2 separate regions of the Homo sapiens genome follow, and region 2 is linked to region 1. A link is an interaction called in ENCODE POLR2A ChIA-PET data of the cell type or tissue named here. Cell type or tissue: HepG2. All regions are shown on one strand. Region 1 overlaps SCNN1A (sodium channel epithelial 1 subunit alpha). Region 2 has its middle 30 kb from the start of SLC2A3.

Region 1 (4,000 bases):
CGCCCTACGAACTCCTGCTGCTCCCTGCACTGCTGGATCTGAGGGAAGTGGCCTCACAGGATGCCTTGGGAAGACTGGGGCTTTGAGAAACCAAAGGCTGGAAGCATGGATCTTGGTCTTTTTTGTTTTTCTTTTTTTTGAGATGGAGTTTTGCTCTTGTTGCTCAGGCTGGAGTGCAATGGCGCGATCTCGGCTGTCTGCAACCTTCACCTCCTGGGGTCAAGCAATTCTCCTGCCTCAGCCTCCTGAGTAGCTGGGATTACAGTCATGCGCCACCACGCCTGGCTAATTTTTTTATTTTTAGTAGAGACGTTGGTCAACGTCCATGTTGGTCAGGCTGGTCTCCAACTCCTGACCTCAGGTGATCTGCCTGCCTTGGCCTCCCAAAGTGCTGGGATTACAGGCGTGAGCCACCATGCCTGGCCAGGGTCTTGGTCTTTCTAAGGCCCCTTTCTCCCTAGCATCAAAGCTCAAAAGGGCCTAGGAGATCATCTGTCTCATACTCTGTTCCCTGAGCTGAGGCTGGCAGTAGTAGTGAGGTGGAGTGGCATGGGTTGAGGGACTAAACCTAAGTTCCCACTCTAGCTCTGTCACTTCCTGGCCAGGTGACTCTGGATGTATCACATCATCCTTCAGAGCCTATTTCTTAGATTGTAAAATGGAAGTAAAACAAAAAATGAGATTCATTCAGTGTTCGTTCAACAAATAGTTTTGACTATCTGGGCTATGTGCCAGTCACTGTTCTAGGCATTTGGACTACATCAAAGGAAAAACTATATAATCCATGCTCCTTTGGCACTTTTACTCAAGTGACGAAGATGATGACGATAACACTCATCTCAAGAGCTGTACCAAGTGTGTGAGATACAAACGTGAGGGCACTTTATAGACCACAGTAAATGATGGGTTTCATTACTCTTGTACTCAAACAGGTGAAGTGACTTGCCCTTGGGAATGGGCCGGCCCTGGCTAAGGATTCTTCCCACCCCACTACCCCTCGGGTATTCATTCTGTGAGGACCCCTGTTATAATGTCCTTGCAAGCAGCTCATAGCAGCTGCAGGTTCTCTGAGGGCTGGGAGAGGCTGAGGCGAGGGGGGGGTCCCCTTCTGTAACCTCTGGCCCCCTCCTCCCCTGCCTTCTCCTCCTGCTCGTTTATTTTCCGGAGCCATCTCCCTGCCTCTGCCTGGCTCCACTCTACAGGGGGCATTCCCTCCCCTGTTGCTGAAGAATGGCCACAGGGCAAGGTGTCACTTCTTACCCTTCACACACACTCTGCCCAGTACACGATTTTGTTCTGTTTTTAGTCTTTGCATTTGTTTGAGGACAGAAACTACCAGCTGGGAAGTAAGATGGTAGCAACACCTAAGCCTGAGTCCGCCCACACCTGTCACCAAGTTCCTCTAACTGTCACCTGGACACCTGTGCTTTCCCTATGCCCTCACCCGATGCCTCCCTTTGCTCTGTGTGCCTGCCTCCCCATCAACAGAAAGTCCATGGACACCTGTGCTTTCCCTATGCCCTCACCCGATGCCCTCCCTTTGCTCTGTGTGCCTGCCTCCCCCTCAACAGAAAGTCCATGGTTCATCTTTATCTTGGCACTTAGGCGCTTAGGTCAGCTCAGAGCCTCATTGCTCGCCTGGGTTGTTATACCCACCACTCCACCCTACTGCGTTCTTTTGCCTCCAAATCCTCCCTTCCTTCTGCAACTACAGGAACCTTTGTACTTCAACCTTACTTCACGTCACCACATGTAACTATTCCAGTTAGTCCTGTGTGTTAGTCCATTTTGTGTTGCTATAAAGGAATATCTCACCGGGCACGGTGGCTCATGCCTGTAATCCCAGCACTTTGGGAGACCGAGATGGGCGGATCACCTGAGGTCAGGAGTTAGAGATCAGCCTGGCCAACATGGCGAAACCCCATCTCTACTGGAAATATAAAAATTAGCCGGGTGTGGTGGCACACATCTGTGGCCCCAGCTACTCAGGAGGCTGAGGCAGGAGGATTGCTTGAACCCAAGAGGTGGAGGTTGCAGTGAGCCGAGATCGCACCACTGCACTCCAGCCTGGGCGACAGAGCAAGACTCCATCTGAAAAAAAAAAAAAAAAAAAAAAAAGGAATATCTGAGTCTGGGTAATTTATAAAGGAAAGAGGTTTAATTGGCTCAGGGTTCTGCAGATTGTACAAGCATGGCACCAGCATCTGCTCAGCTTCTGGGGAGGCCTCAGGAAACTTTTACTCATGGTAGAAGGGGAGGAGAGGGGGCAAGAGAGAGAGAGACCAGGCACTTTTAAACAACCAGCTATCGGGTGAACTAATTAATAGTGTGAGGATTCACTCATTACTGTGAGGAGGGCACCAAGCCATTCAAGAGGGACCCACCCCTGTGACCCAAACACCTCCCAGCTAGGATCACCTCCAACATGGGGGATCACATTTCAACATGAGACTTGGAGGGGACAAACATCCAAACTGTATCCTCCTGTTTAAAATCGTTCAGTGTCTCTCACGGCCTCCAGCATCAAGTTGGTACTCCTTAGCATGGCTTTCTCACCCCTTTCCTCCCCGATAACTACACCCTTTTCCCCCACCCTATAATCTTTTTTTAATAACACTTTTATTGAGATATAATTTACAAACCATAAATGTATTCTTTTAATATGTATAATTTAGTGATTTTTAATATATTTGGAGTTGTGTAACCATTACCACTACCTGTTTTTAGAATATTTTCCTTACCCCAAAAAGAAACCCTGTACCCATTAGCAGTTCTTCCCCATTTTCTCCCCTCCTCCAAGCCCTGAGAGCCACTCTTCTGCTTTCTGTCTCTATGGATTGCCTGTGGTGGACATTTCACATAAGTGGAATCATACAATATGTGGTCTTTTGTGAGTGGCCTCTTTCATTTAGCATAACGTTTTCAAAGCTTATCCATGTTGTAGCATGGATCAGAACTTCATTTTTATGGCTGAATACTATGATATTGTGTAGATACACCACCTTTTTTTTTTTTTTTTTTTTGAGACAGGTTCTCACTCTGTTACCCAGGCTGGAGTACAGTGGCACAATCAGACCTCACTGTAGCTTTGATTTCCTGGGCTGAAACGATCCTCCTGATTCAGCCTCCCAAGTAGCTGGGACTACAGGCTCATGCCACCATGCCCAGCTAATTTTTTTTAATTTTAGTAGAGACTAGGTCTCACTATGGTGCCCAGGCTGATCTCGAACTCCTGAGCTCAAGCCATCCTCCTGCCTCGGCCTCCCAAAGTGCTGGGATTATAGGTGTAAGCCACCACGCCCGGCCCACATTTTTGCTTATCCATTCTCAGTTGATGGACATTTGGATTGTTTCTACTTTTTGGCTGTTATGATTAATGCTGCTATGAACATTCCTGTACATGTTTTTGTGGATCCTGTACATGGATCTATGTTTTTATTTCTCTTGGGTGTTTACCTATGAGTGGAACTGCTGGGTCATGTGGTAACTCTATATTTAACATTTTGAGGAGCTACCAGACTTTTCCAAATGGTCACACCATTTAACATTCCCAACAGCAATGTATGAAGGTTCTAAATTCTCTACCTCCTCCTCATGCTGTTGTCTGTCTTTTTGACTTTAGCCATCTTAATGAATCCCTGTAATCGTACTAGTGAGCTAATACAGCTCTTACTAAGGCTAGACACCATTCTAAGCATAATTTCATGCTCAACACCCCTGTGAGGTTGATATTTTTATTATCCCCATTTTACAGCTGAGGAAACTGAGGTACAGAGAGATTAAGTAAGTAACTTGTTTGGTCCCACATCTAATACTTGTTAGAGCCCCAGGATTCAAATACAAGGAATTTAATTCTGGAGTCTGTGCTCTTTTTTTTTCTTTTGGAGACGGAGTTTCACTCTTACTGGCCAGGCTGGAGTGCAATGGCGCAATCTCAGCTCATGACAACCTCCACCTCCCAGGTTCAAGTGATTCTCCTGCCTCAGCTTCCTGAGTAGCT
Region 2 (4,000 bases), 1.5 Mb before region 1:
TTGGAGAGCAGCCTGGCCAACATGGCGAAACCCCGTCTCTACTAAAGATACAACAATTAGCTGGGCGTGGTGGCAGGCACATGTAATTCCAGCTACTCGGAAAGCTGAGGAAGAAGAATCGCTTGAATCCGGGAGGCAAAGGTTGCAGTGAGCCAAGATCATGCCACTGCACTCCAGCCTGGGAGACAGAGCAAGACTCCATCTCAAAAAAAAATAAAAAGAGGCAGAGTATTCTGACCTATAGAACTGTAAGGAAAAAAAAGGAAAAAACATGTTTTTTAAAAAAGGCATAATAAAAATACATCGCTAAGAGTTAAGAATAATGATCATCTCTCTTATCCTGACAAAGACTGATGTGGCCAGGAGTGGTGGCTCACGCCTGTAATCCCAGCACTTGGGGAGGCCGAGGCAGGCGGATCACAAGGTCAGGAGTCTGAGACCAGCCTGACCAACATAGTGAAACCCCACTTCAACTAAAAATACAAAAATTAGCTGGGCATGGTGGGTGTGCACCTGTAATCCCAGCTACTCAGGAGACTGATGCAAGACAACTGCTTGAACCCGGGAGGTGGAGGTTGCAGTGAGCTGAGATCCTGCCACTGCACTCTAGATTGGGAGACAGAGGGAGACTCCAACTCAAAAAAAAAAAAAAAAAAAGAAAAGACTGATGTGGCAGATACTTAAAACATGGTCTTTCCCGCCCCCCGCACCGATAGAGGGCAGCAACTCTGAGTAAATAAAAGGAGTCACTTTTATTGACATAATGAGATAAGAATTGACCAGGAACTGTGTGTGATAGTTGTGTGGACTGCACTGAAAGAACCTACAGAGCCTTACACAGCTTGAGGGCTAAGTATGATTGCAGGCCTGGTGGGGCTCACACCTGCAATTCCAGCACTTTTGCAGGCCAAGATGGGAGGATCCCTTGAGTCCAGGAGTTGGAGACCAACCTAGGCAACATAGTGAGAGCCTGTCTCTACAAAAAATAGAAAAAAAAAAAAAAATTAGCCTGTGATCCCAGCTACTAGGGAGGCTGATGTGGGAGGATCTGTTAGACCCAAAAGGTTGAGGTAGCAGTGAGCCATGATCGTGCCACTACACTCCAGCCTAAACAACATAGCAAAATGTTGTCTCAAAACAAAAGTATGACTGTAGGATTACTGAAAGGCTGAGGAAGGACGAGACTTAAGAAATGAGATTTGGGGCCGGGCGTGGTGGCTCACACCTATAAACGCAGCACTTTGGGAAGTTGAGGCAGGCAGATCATGAGGTCAGGAGTTCGAGACCAGCATGGCCAATATGGTGAAACCCTGTCCCTACTAAAAATAGAAAAATTAGCCAGGTGTGGTGGTATGCACCTGTAGTCCCAGCTACTCAGCAGGCTGAGGGAGAATGACGACTTGAACCCAGAAGGCGGAGGTTGCAGTGGACCGAGATCACACCACTGCATTCCAGCCTGGGTGACAGAGCAAGATTCCATCTCAAAAAAAAAAAAAAAGTGCTGCTCAATGAGCCAAGGAGAACTACTTTTGTGGCCAGGAATACCTACCCCTTTGTCTCTCTGATAAGAGCACATTGACACCCATGTTCCAGGTACATCTGTTCTGCAGATCCCTGGCCCTAATTGAATCTCAAATTCTCACCCTTGGTTCTTGTCCTTAGCTCTTGTGACTACGCCAGTGTATCAGAGGACATGTAAACACTGCTACCCTTTCTACTCCACATGCACCTTATCCTAAATGGATTAATGTATCCCATCTTTTTTTACTGTGCTTTGTGCCATGTATTTAAGTGATTTAATATGATTCTAGTATCTTAATTTGATCTGTGAGCTTTTCTGTTTCTTAATAGTTTGCTTGGTAGTGTCATTGGAGGTAGTGCTACCATTGCATTGAAGTAATTTCCCAGGTGCTTAACCCTTTAAAATTCTCAAGAACATTTTATTCGAGGACCACAAAGTTTATACCAACTACCCAGAAGCCAGGAATAGCTTAAGGAGAGACTCACCACCAGCAGCTTCTTTTCAATCAAGTTTCACTTCAACCTCACACCCAGGAACCCATTCAAATTCCTACATTTCGGTATCCTTAGTCGAACTAACTTCCTGTGCCGGAAGCTTTTGTCTGTCCCAGTGACTTCTTTCTTTAACAAATTCCCTTCATCTCCCCCTTGAGTCAAAGCCCATGGGGGCCCCAGGAGGCATGCAATATTTACCAAGGGCTCTCCCCCACTTTCCTGCCTCTGTCTGGCAGCTGTTTGCCTTTACTTTTAGGTTTGTAGTCACAGCCTGTTTTTTCTTCCTTGGACACACCAGCTTTTCTGAATGGTAGGATTATTTACAGTAGAATTAACCTTGTCCTTCACCCCGAGAACTGAGCTTGAAATTCACTAATCAAGGCCTGTATTCCTCCCACTTCTGAGCTTTGAATTTATATTATGAAATTCGGAAAACCCAGGCAAATTCAATCCATGCTTCTCTCCTTCAGGTACAAACTGAAATGGAAATGGAAGCTGAAAAATCAAGAAAATGAATTTTAAAAACTAAAATATGGTAAAGTTACTAAAATATAATGTTGGAAGTAACACACACCTCCTTTTGGGAAAAGAACAAAGAAAGCAAAATTTTCTAGGGGAAAGGAAGAGATGTAAAAAGGAGAGCCTGACTTGTGAATTTATAATTTCCTTTTTGCTTAATCTCCTATTATTATATTTGTTTATATTGTTGGTGATCCGGTGACCTAGAAAGGATAAGCTGAAAAGCCTTAAATTAGGTTGGCACATCTCCAAGTTCTTATTGGCAACTTTTCAAGCCTCTTCTTAAGGTGGCTTATGTATAGTGAATTTTGCTTTAATGTTTATTTGCTGATCTTTCACCTTCTTAGGCATTAAGTTTTTGGACCATAAAGACAACATAGAGCTTACATTTTTTAACTTTTAATCACTTGGCTAATAGTAGTCAGTGATTAGTTCTCATTTAGCCATGAAGTGAGCAGGAACATAAAGAATGGCATTTTTTAATTTTTAAAAACATATCGGCCGGGCGCGGTGGCTCACTTCTATAATCCCAGCACTTTGGGAGGCCAAGGCGGGTGGATCATGAGGTCAGGAGTTCAAGACCAGCCTGGCCAAGATGGCGAAACCCCATCTCTACTAAAAAATACAAAAAATTAGCCGGACATGGTGGCAGGTGCCTGTAATCCCAGCTACTTGGGAGTCTGAGGCAGGAGAACTGCTTGAACCCAGGAGGCGCAGGTTGCAGTGAGCCCAGATGGCACTACTGCACTCCAGCCTGGGCGACAGAGCGAGACTCTGTCTAAAAAAAAAAAAGCTATCGGCCGGGCGTGGTGGCTCATGCCAGTAATCCCAGCACTTTGGCAGGCCAACACGGGCAGATCACCTGACGTCAGGAGTTCACGACCAGCCTGACCAACATGGAGAAACCCCATCTCTACTAAAAATACAAAATTAGCCAGTCATGATGGTGCATGCCTGTAATCCCAGCTACTTGGGAGGCTGAGGCAGGAGAATCACTTGAAACCGGGAGGCAGAGGTTGCAGTGAGCTGAGATCGTGCCATTACACTCCAGCCTGGGCAACAACAGCAAAATTCTGTTTCAAAAAAAAAAAAAATCTACACCTTAACATTTATTTAAATTAATGTCAAGATGTTAATAGCAGGCCGGGTGCGGTGGCTCATGCCTGTAATCTGAGCACTTTGAGAGGCCGAGGCAGGTGGATCACCTGAGGTCAGGAGTTCGAGACCAGCCTGGTCAACGTGGTGCAACCCCATCTCTACTAAAAAATACAAAAATAAGCCGGGCGTGGTGGCCGGCGCCTGTAATCCCAGCTACTTGGGAGGCCGAGCCAGGAGAATCACTTGAACCTGGGAGGCGGAGGTTGCAGTGAGCCAAGATCGTGCCACTGCACTCCAGCCTGGGTGACAGAGCAAGACTCCGTCTCAAAAAAATTTTTAAAAAAATTTTTTAAAAATGTTAATAGTT

What was found. Peaks named below come from ENCODE experiments on the same cell type or tissue, not always from the same donor. Only the 100,000 strongest peaks of a DNase experiment are listed, where the experiment ranks them.
Region 2: POLR2A ChIA-PET joins it to region 1 with 8 read pairs; 1 of 35 experiments calls an interaction of 5 or more read pairs at or near these places.

What each region holds. Positions count from the first base shown.
Region 1 is chr12:6,357,883-6,361,882 of GRCh38, reverse strand. All of the region lies in intron 4 of SCNN1A (sodium channel epithelial 1 subunit alpha), which reads left to right. Among named protein-coding and RNA genes, the nearest start is that of SCNN1A, 16 kb to the left of the region's middle. In HepG2, no CTCF peak of the experiment used is centred here; a DNase peak (open chromatin) is centred at 1,651.
Region 2 is chr12:7,904,025-7,908,024 of GRCh38, reverse strand. No RefSeq gene overlaps it. Among named protein-coding and RNA genes, the nearest start is that of SLC2A3, 30 kb to the left of the region's middle. RefSeq lists enhancers at 1-38, 2,163-2,692. In HepG2, a CTCF peak has its summit at 703 (motif pointing right); DNase peaks (open chromatin) are centred at 774, 1,464 and 2,310; H3K4me3 peaks cover 673 bases.